Regions from separate parts of the Homo sapiens genome. Here region 2 is linked to region 1. Evidence: chromatin loops called from intact Hi-C (ENCODE). Cell type or tissue: CD14-positive monocyte. All regions are shown on one strand. Links, peaks and the distances in the headings refer to the core of each region. The heading gives the core; the rest is flanking DNA.

What was found. Peaks named below come from ENCODE experiments on the same cell type or tissue, not always from the same donor. Only the 100,000 strongest peaks of a DNase experiment are listed, where the experiment ranks them.
Region 2: it touches region 1 in a loop (1.8-fold over the local background); 1 of 110 quality-filtered maps calls a loop at or near these places.

What each region holds. Positions count from the first base shown.
Region 1 is chr7:27,370,057-27,375,440 of GRCh38, reverse strand. No RefSeq gene overlaps it. Among named protein-coding and RNA genes, the nearest start is that of EVX1-AS, 130 kb to the right of the region's middle. In CD14-positive monocyte, for the core only: no CTCF peak of the experiment used is centred there; a DNase peak (open chromatin) is centred at 2,610.
Region 2 is chr7:27,321,767-27,327,150 of GRCh38, reverse strand. No RefSeq gene overlaps it. Among named protein-coding and RNA genes, the nearest start is that of EVX1-AS, 77 kb to the right of the region's middle. In CD14-positive monocyte, for the core only: no CTCF peak of the experiment used is centred there; a DNase peak (open chromatin) is centred at 2,680.

The DNA of each region.
Region 1 (5,384 bases), core at 236-5,235:
GGTGTACTGCTTGATGGGGCAATCCCTGTCTCAGCTCCCCAGTCTCATGCCCAGAAATGTCCCCAGATATTTTAGGAGTAATAATGAAGTTTTTCTTAGCTTTATAGTCTGGGCTTAATCCCATTCTGATATGGTTTGGATTTGTGTCTCTACCCAAATCTCATGTCAAATTGTAATCCCCAATGTTGGAAGAGGGGCCTGGTGGGAGGTTATCGGATCATGGGGGTGGATATCCCCCTTGCTGTTCTTCTGATAGTGAGTGAGTTCTCACAAGATCTGGTTGTTTAAAAATGTGTAGCTCCTCCCCCTTCTCTCTCTTCCCCCTCCTCCAGCCACGTAAAACGTGCCTGCTTCCCCTTTGCCTTCCACCATGATTCTAAGTTTCCTGAGGCCTCCCCAGCTATTTTTGCTGTACAGCCTGCAGAACCGTGAGCCAATTAAACCTCTTTTCTTTATAAATTACCCAGTCTCAGGTAGTTCTTTTAATACACACTCCTTTCAGTGTTTCTGAATTCCAAGCTTTTAAAACAGGTTCAGGCTAGGTGCAGTGTCTCACGCCTATAATTCCAGCACTTTGGGAGGCTGAGGCAGGGGGATTGCTTGAGCTCAGGAGTTCAAGACCAGCCTGGGCAACATAGGGAGACCCCATCTCTACTAAACATAATAAACAGCTTTGCTGGAGGTTTAGGTGGGCAGATTGCTTGAGCCTGGGAAGTGGAGGCTGCAGTGAGCCATAATTGCACCAGTGCACTCCAGCTTGCAGCCTGAGATACACAGCAAGACCCTTTCTCAAAAAACAAATCAAAACAACAACAACAAAACAGGTTCAACCGACAGTTTAGACTTTAGTTTGTCTTTATTTTAATTACTTCATGTAAATTAACCTAAAATTATGCAAAATGATAGAAATCTTTCGTACTGATTACATTGGGAAATTTTATAGCAGCCTCAAGAATAATGGTTAGCTGAGTCTGTCTAATGTGAACTTTGAAGTGTGTTGCCTGGAGGAAACAGGAGTGGAGATTCCTGTTGGTCATGTAGAAGCAGGACCTGGAAAAACTTCCTAAGGGAGATCTACACCCAAATTTGGTATAACAGTTTTGCCACAGTGGAAGTAATAACCCAGGAGTAAAAGAATGTTAGAACAGCCTCCCAAATGTGTTTACTGCTGAAGTGCAGCTAACAGGGGGGAAAAAAGAGATTAACTGAATGGTAAGTAACACCTGGGGAAAACTACAAAAGCAGCTGGATTTATTTTGAGAGAGAATGAAGGAATTACACTGAGATACACAAAGAAAGCAAGTTATCAGGGATCTCTTTTTTTTTTACTTAAAGTCAACATGGTCCTGGAATCAGGCACATAGATTCTGGAGTCAAACCACCTGGGCTCAAATCCCTACATAATCACTCATTAGCCATTTTAACTCTGACAAGTTATTTAACATCCTACGCCTCTGTTTTTTTCCATCTTGGGCCAGTTATACCAGTTCTTAACATCTTATGCCTCGTTTTTCCTTATCTATAAAATGGGGTTTTCCTTATCTATAAAATGGGGTTATAATAGTACTTTCCTCATGAAGTTGAGGAAGCATGCCTAGAATATAGTGATGCTCGATAAATTTAGTTGTTGTTATTACTATACCCCACTTTTTACCAGGAAGGAAAGAGAAAAAATGGGCTTACTTACGATTTTTAAAGCAAGGATGTTAGTCCAATATAAGAAGAATTTCCCAAGCCTGAAGATGTTTAACAACATGAGATGGTTTTCTTAGACAAAGCAAGTCTCAGAAAGTTTCGTCATTAAAGTCTGTAGGAAAGAAACTGACCCTGACCTGCTGAGGATGAGCAAGGTGAAGCGGCAAGGAGGTCTTGTTTTGGGGCAAGAAGAGGACAGTGCTTAGATCCAGATACTTTGTGTTCAGATCTCCACTTGCACAAATCAAACATATTCCCGTGGGCAAGTCACTTATGCTGAGGTTCAAATTCTCCTTCATACTACTGTCCTAGGGAGACTCCAAAGATCCAGTATGTGAAAATGCTTTTTAAGCATCAAATGCTATAGGGTAGTCAGTACCACAATATCAAGGCATAGTACTATTTTGTCCAGCTGGTGAGGAATGGAATGGAAAATGATGCCCCTTGGCTCTTGGGTACCCTCTCAGCTCTCCATCCTAAATCACCCTCCAAGGGTAAGAAACAAACACACCAGAGGGGAGAGACAAAGCCCAGTGTAAATTCTTCCTTAGGACCAGTGCCACCCTCTGCTGTCATGCACATTTTATTGACTACCAAAAGTGTTACCCTGGAAGGAAAGACTGTCTTGACTTTGAGCAGTAGACTCAGGGACATCTGGTAAGTGGTTGAGTGTCTGCTAGACCCTCTCTCTAAAGTCAAAAATCTAACACCACTTTCCAGGCACCCTGTGATCTAATGAATTGATTTTGCATCCCACAGCATTCTGGTCCCATCTTTCCTCATGAACAAAGGGACAAGCCCTATAGGAGGTGAGATCTTGTGAGACAGTGCCCAACCATAACTGCTAATGATGTGTGTGTGTGTGTGTGTGTGTGTGTGTGTGTGTGTGTGTGTGTAAAAGAGGAAGTGCTCTCATTTCCCGTGTGGGTGGCACCAATGGCTGAGATCGGCTACTCCTGCTCTCTGGAGTTCTGATGGGGACAGAGGCAGGCTTGTCACCATTATCAATCTTGGACAACTTTAAACAATGCTAAGGGAAATATGACTTCCACAGCCAAGGAAACATACAATGGGCCCTAACTATCCCATGGGTGGCTGCCTCAGGCCTTCCTCCCCTGGCTGTTGTTCTGTCCTGCTTTCTGCTTTCAGCTATTTCATTCAAAACTGCCAGAGGCAAGAGGTGGAGCTGCACCCTTGCTTTGGAGCAGAGACTGTGTGCCTTGGATGAGTCACAGTTTGATATAGTTTAGATGTTTGTCCCCTCCAAACCTCGAGTTGAAATCTGATCCCCAATGTTGGAGGTGGGGCCTAGTGGGAGGTGTTTGGATCATGGGGGCAGATCCTTCATGAATGGCCTGGTGCTGTCTTCGTGGTAGTGAGTGAGTTCTCACTCTCTCAGTTCCCCTGAGAACTGATTATTAAAAGATTCTGACCCTGCCCCTCAATCTTCCTTCCTCCCTCACCATGTAATGCCTGCTCCCTTTTGCCTTCCGCCATGAGTGGAAGATTCCTGAGGCCCTCACCAGAAGCAGGTGCTGATACCGTTATCCTACAGCCTGCAGAACTTGAGCCAAAATTTCTCAATAAAGTACCCAGCCTCAAGTATTCTTTTATAGCAACACAAATGGAGTAAGACACAAGCTAACCACAAGATCGCAATCCTCTCAGTCCACGGTTGGAGTGAGGACTAACAGGGCATGTATAGTTGGGCATGATGAGCAACATCTGTCTTCAGTGTTTGCAACTATAGCCCTCAAACTTGAGGGCGCATTAGAATCACCTGGAGGGCTTGTGACACACAGGCTGGGCCCACCCCGAGTTTCTGATTCAATAGGTCTAGGGTAAGACCCCAGAATTTGCATTTCTAACTAGCTCCCAGATGATGCTCTTGCTTCTGGTCTGGGGAATACACTCAGAAAACCACTGTTCTAGAGTAACCTATTGAGTAACCTATTAAGCATGGGGAAAGGGTGATTCCCCAAGCAGGTGGCTATGGATCACACCATGCCCTTGGAAGACAAGGACCTATGGAGCTGCTGGGGGAGTTTATGTCCCAAGTGCAATTATTAAACAGAGGGGCAAAATGGAGACTGAATACAGGGCTCTGGAAGGGCTCATCCAGGAGGCATTTTTTTCATCTATACCGTACACCTCTGTCCACTTGTACCTGAGGTGCCTTTGTACCGGCATCTTGGCTAGGTAATAATACCCACTTTACCATTTCATATGTACATTAGAACAGTGTCATGATTTTGAAAGACCTGTTATGAAAAAGTTCAAATGAGTTTGAAATCCACTTTCATTAATAAAAGAAATTTCACTGTTATATTTGTCAGTGAAAGAAAAAGAAGACCTATTAATTTTTTAAATAGATTTGCAACTGCAGAAAATGTTCAAATGGTTGTAAAAATGGTTTAAAAAAATTTTTTTTTTTTTTTGAGATGGAGTCTCGCTCTGTCGCCCAGGCTGGAATGCAGCGGCGTGATCTCGGCTCACTGCAACCTCCACCTTCCTGATTCAAGCAATTCCTCTGCCTCAGCCTCCCAAGTAGCTGAGATTACAGGTGCACACCACCACGCCCAGCTAATTTTTTTTTTTTTTTGAGACTAAGTCTCGCTCTGTCACCCAGGCTGGGTGCAGTGGCAGGATCTTGGCTCACTGCAACCTCCGCCTCCCAGATTCAAGCGATTCTTCTGCCTCAGCCTCCCAAGTAGCTGAGACTACAGGCGTGTGCCACCACACGCAGCTAATTTTTGTATTTTTAGTAGAGACGGGGTTTCACCATGTTGGCCAGGCTGGTCTCAAACTCCTGACCTTGTGATCCGCCCACCTTGGCCTCCCAAGGTGCTGGGATTACAGGTGTTAGCCACCGCACCTGGCCAATTTAATTATTTTTATCACCTATTTTAAGAATAAAGTTCTCCTCTGGTGACTATAAAGAATTTGAAGAAATCATCATTGAAAGAAAAGTCTTGATCAAGAGTTCAGTGTAGCTATTTCAACATAAAACCTGAAATAGAAAAATATGTGTCTCTAGAAGCAAGCTCAGGTTTCTTGTGTTACAACCTGAAAAGGTTTTATTTGGAAGTTTTATACAAATTCAATGTGTCATATCTTTCTCAATACTTTGTATTTTACTTTTATTATAATTATGTATCATAAAGATAGTAATTTTCACCAAGCCCCATATTGAAGCTCCCCAATTTACTTCAGAATGCCATGCAAATATTGTACTAGAATTTTCTTTTCTTCTTTTTTTTTTTTTGAGATGCCCAGGCTGGAGTGCAACGGAGCGATCTCGGCTCACTGCAACCTCTGCCTCCTGGGTTCAAGCGATTCTCCTGCCTCAGCCTCCCAAGTAGCTGGGTTTACAGGTGTGTACTACCACACCCAGCTAATTTTGTATTTTTAGTAGAGACAGGGTTTCACCATGTTTGTCAGGCTGGTCTCGAACTCCTGACCTCAAGTGATCCACCCGCCTTGGCCTCCCAAAGTGCTGGGATTACAGGCGTGAGCCACCGTGCCCAGCCTGTACTAGAATTTTCTATGTGTGCTGTGTTGTGGAAAGCTCTCTAAAGCCCTGCTTTAAAAAGGATGACAGACTCTACTGATGGCCTAGACAGCAAGGATCCACCAACTTCTTCCTTGTTAATTGAACTCATACCTGATTCAGATTTTGGGAGGGTCTG
Region 2 (5,384 bases), core at 265-5,264, 48 kb after region 1:
GAGAAAACATATTTCAGAACCCCCCCAATTTTATGAGACAGGCCTAAGAGATGGAAGTATTTATTCAAAGTCCCACTGTGATTTTTCAGGAGGCCTGCTTCAATCAGGAAGAGCTCTGCAATCCAGAAAACTCCAGAGCAGCAGTGATTCATGCAACCTAGCCATAGTCATGTGGTCTGATTAAAAAGATGCTCCCAGGCCAGGCACAGTGGCTCATGCCTGTAATCCCAGCATTTTGGGAGGCTGAGGTGGGTGGATCACCTGAGGTCAGGAGTTCGAGACCAGCCTGGCCAAAATGGCAAAACCCTGTCTCTACTAAAAGTACAAAATTAGCCCAGTGTGGTGGCGCATGTCTATAATCCCAGCTACTTGGGAGGCTACTGCTTGAACCTGAGAGGCAGAGGTTGCAGTGAGCCGAAATGGTGCCATTTTGCACTCCAGCTGGACGACAGAGTGAGACTCCGTCTCAAAAAAAAAAAAAAGCTCTCAAACCCAAGTAGCCTAATTTGCTATTTTATACTGTATTAACATTGCACATCTATTAACTCGGCATACCAACTATTGATCTGAAAATAAAATTAGTCCTTGCTCTCACATAACAAAGAAGAATTGCAGTTTATAATGAAAGAAATGCTCATACTTATTTGCATAATAGAAATCATTATGTTTTCTTACTACAAAGGCACCTAATTAGCAAAGATTTTCATTTTCCACTGATGTCATGAGGGGCCAGTCACTATTCTAAGCATATAGCTATCCCTTAGGTACATGAAAATTTGCATCTTGCAAATTCCTTTTGAGATAATACCTTAGAATGAAGTAGAATGCAGATTTGGCATGAGATTTTGATGGAGAGAGGATAGAGAGGTCTTTTAAGTAGTGATGGTGTTCTTCAGGAACCAACCAGGGAATTTTTCAGTCTCCCTAGATCTACTCCACAATTTTTCACTCTGCCTAGATAAAAACCTTCTTAGAATTCTCAGCATAATAAATAGGATATTTTATATTTTTTCCTACTGCTCTGGAGGTTCTCATAGCACATCAAAATTTTAAGATATACTAAATATAATCCCAGAAATTATAGTATAATTAGATTTATAAATACAATAAATTTGAATTAACTGGGAACATTCAATACTGGTAAAGATGTGGCAAAATATGTACTCTCATACATCGCTGATTGCATGGTAAATTGGTACCACCCATTTGAAAAACAATACAGTAACTTAATAAATGTTAAATATTTTTGACCCAAAGATCCTCCTTCTGGAACTCAATCCTATTATATCAGACCAAAACTGGAGGAAAAGGCTATGTGTGAAGATGATCTTTAAGGTACCATTTCTGGAAGTAAAAACTGAAAATGACCTAAGTGTTAAATAATTAGGGCATTCCTTTACTTATAAGCAAAAAGTTCAAATGCTTACTTGGCAACAGATAGCAGATGTCAGAAGGACCCTTTTACTTCATCCATTATGATTGTCTAAAATATTACCAAATAGGGTTAGATGCATGGTATCCAGGAGTTTCCTATTCAAATGCAATTCTTTAAAAAGAAAAGAAAAGAAAAGAAAAGAAAAACCTAAAACCAAAAAGACCTAAAAGAGCAAGATGGGAAACATAAGTCCAGCTTTATCAATAATTACATTAAATGTTAATGAATGGCTATATATATCAAAACATCATGTTGTATACCTTAAATTTTATACAATATAAAAGGTTAATGAACTAAACACTCCATTTAAAAGATATTATCAGAATTGATCTTTTTTTTTTTCTTGAGATGGAGTTTCACTCTTGTTACCCAGGCTGGAGTGCAATGCCGTGATCTCGGGTCACTGCAACCTCCACGTCCCCATTCAAGCAATTCTCCTGCCTTAGCCTCCCAAGTAGCTGGGATTACAGGTGTGCACCACCACACCCAGCTAATTTTTGTATTTTTAGTAGAGATGGGGTTTCACCATGTTGGCCAGGCTGGTCTCGAACTCCTGACCTCAAATGATCCACCCGCCTTGGCCTCCCAAAGTACTGGGATTATAGGCCTAAGCCACCAAGCCCGGCCTAGATTTGATTTTTAAACAAAAACAACTCAATGTCAACTGTATGCTGTTTTCAGGAAACACACTTCAAACATAAGGCCTTAGAGATACTGAAAGTAAAAGGATGGAAAAACATCGTTATGCAAATTCTAATAATAAGAAAGCTGGTGTGGCTTTATTATTAGACAAAATAGACTTCAAGACAAGAAATATTATCAGAGATAAAGAGAAACATTTTATAATGATAACAGAGTTAGTTCATCAGAAAGACCTTACAATCCTAAATTTGTATATGCCTACTCACATAAACTTTAAAATATATAAAGCAAAATGAATAGAACTAAAGGAGAAATGAATAAAGCCACAATCACGGGTGGATAATAGACTTTGAGTCATAACAGATCACTGATAGTTTAGCTCGTAATCATCTCTGGATTGGCTAATAACATAGCCCAGAAAGAATGGGACACACACACACACAAATCTCCTTTGATTCTGGGAGAAGGTGAAGGACAGGCCTCAGATTTATATGGCAGTGAGAAATTGGTGGAAGTTGGGCCAACAGGTTAGTTCTAGGGCCATATGGGAGAGAAAGTCCAAAAGGAGAACTGATGACAACAAAGGGGTGGGGGGAGGTTTGAATGGAATTAGGAAGAGTATGACCTCAGTTTCAATACCCATTTCAACACTTATTCAGTAATCCTCAACCAGTCACTAAACTTCTAATATTTTGGCATTTTAAAAAATGGAGGAAATGATTTCTGCCTTATGTGTGGATATGGGAGTTAAACACATAATACATGTGAAGAGTGCTGGCAATCCAATATCTCCCCTCTTTCACACTGTTTCCTGATAGGGACCCACATACTCAAGATTTCTGCAAATAACCAGGAAATGAATTGGACAGGGATCCCAAGATCTAAATCACCGTAGAAGAAGGAAAAATAACTTACCTAGTCCCAACAAGGTATGGAGAACCCCAAAACAGCCCAGTCTCTAGGAGGCCTGGCTACTCTTTCCTTTGGCAAAGTGAAAACAGCTCCATGATAGTTCTTAGTTTCCTTCAATAGAACCTGTTCTAGTGTTCTCCCTACGGATCTACATGCATGTGCTGTCTCAAGGAATTAAAACCGTCTCAAGAAATTTACTAGAATTTTAATTACCCAGACCCTTTGGCGGCCATCAGTTCATTGACTGACCTCCAGACAAGACCTCATATAAAATTTCCCTCAAAGATGGATCTCTTTCTTCAAAACTTGCAGAGAAAGCTAAATTCTTCCCTCCTTCCTTGAAAGTACATTTCAGTGTCTCCTTTTCACAGGCAGAAAGTTCTTCCTGCCTTACCTAAATAGCTATGAAACAAGGCAGAGTCCTATAAAGCTGAAACAGAGTTACAATGCACTGTAGAGGCTGAGGGGAGGAAGAGCCTTTACAGGCTTTGGGAAACAGGGACAAATTATAAAGCGGCATTTATTCCTGGCCTTATAGAATGGGCAGGGTTTTGGCCCATGTGAGGAGGGGATTGCAAATGGATCAAAAGCTGGATAGGGAATGCAGAGCCTGCTGGAGAAGGACAGATGATGGTCAGGGCCATGGGGAACAGGAGGAAGGAGAGAAGGAAAGGTGACGCCATATTGTGGAGGACCCCACACACCAGAAAGAAAACTGTTGGCTTTATTTGGTAGGTAATGTGGCGCGATGTGGCGAGAGGGGGTTTGCAGAAATAGGTGGTGAGAGCTGAATTTCAGGGAGATTGATGTAGCAGAGAGATTCGAAAGGTGGAAGAAAGAAGTGGGGAGAGAGGTGAAAGGTCAGTTAGGAAGTCCTTTCAACCATTCAGAAAAGAGTTCCTGAGAGGCTGAATATTGGTGAAAATGCTGGAAACGAAGGTGAGAACCAGACTGAGGCCTTGAGCACAGAAAGCCTCCTAATTCATCTGTATGGACAGGGCCTGACTCTCAGTAACTATTTCTTGAATCCGAGTTGCTGTGCAGCTATGAGATTGTGGCTAAAAAGAGGTGAGGAGGAAAGAGGAATGAAAGGGGATAATGTAAAAAAGAAAGAGCGAATGTACAGTTGTCCCTGGGTATCCACATGGTATTAGTTCCAAGACCCAACTCCCCCACATACCAAAATCCATGGATGCTCAAGTCCCTGATATAAAATGGCATAGTATTTGCCTTTAACCTACGCACATCCTCTCTTATACTTTAAATCATCTCTAATTACTTATAATACCTAATACAATGTAAATGCTGTGTAAATAATTATTATACTGTATTGGGTTTTTATTTGTATTATTTTTTATTGTTGTATTGCTATTTTTTATTGTTTTTTTTTTTTTTCAAATATTTTTTTCTCTGTGGTTGGTTAAATCCTTGGCCACAGAACCCATGGACAGGGAAGACTGACTGTAATAGATAGTAATTAAATAGAGAGAGCTCTATCTCAAGACTCATTTCAACAGTTTCTGACTCAAGGCTCTTACAATCACTACTAGTTAAATAATTCTAAGCACGTGTCCAATTGATAGTGGGTCACATTCTATCTTTGCGCCTGAGGGACATTGCATTTACTTGATCTTATTATCCCAAAGAGCTGCCATACAGACCAAATTAAAGGAAACCTAGAGAAGTGTATTTTAAGCATATTGTCACAATGAACTCACTTTGTTGAGGATCTATATGTACCAAGCATTGTGTTAAACACTTTACGTGAATTATCTTATTTAATTTTTAACTACCCTAAAAGTAGATGCAACTATTCTCTTTTAACAGATTAAGAAACGGAGGTTTAGTTGAGTCACAAAGCCGGGATTTGAGGACAGGCAGTTTGATTCCAGAGCATGGACTATCTTCCCTAGCACTCCTTCTAAGCAAGAAAATGCACCACAACTGGAGCACTCCTCTGCCATTTATTTACAAACAAATGTCATGTCGTCAGAGAAGTCTTTTCTATGAGTGGTTGTTCCAAGTCAGAGCTTCCCCTTCAGACATTCTGCTCTAAGAAGGTGTAAAAGCACCCTTTCCTTCTGAAGGAGGGTTTGGTGGGAGAGCGCCAGCCTGCCATACCAGGAAGTACGTATTGGTGTGTCAATTTGGGTTTTTGTTGCAAGCAACAGAAGTGAATTAACAATGTTAACAAGGGGATAAAATAATTTAATGGGAGAAAAATTAGAAAAGCTGAAGGATTAGGACTGGAGTAGCTCCAGGCTCTAAGGGCAGTCTCTTCAGGGGGCCTCTGCCTAGGGGAATCAATAACCACCATCTTGGTTTTACAGACTCCACTCGAGAGAACACCTGATTGGCCAGGCTTGGGTCTTGTGGCCATCACTTAACTAGGGGA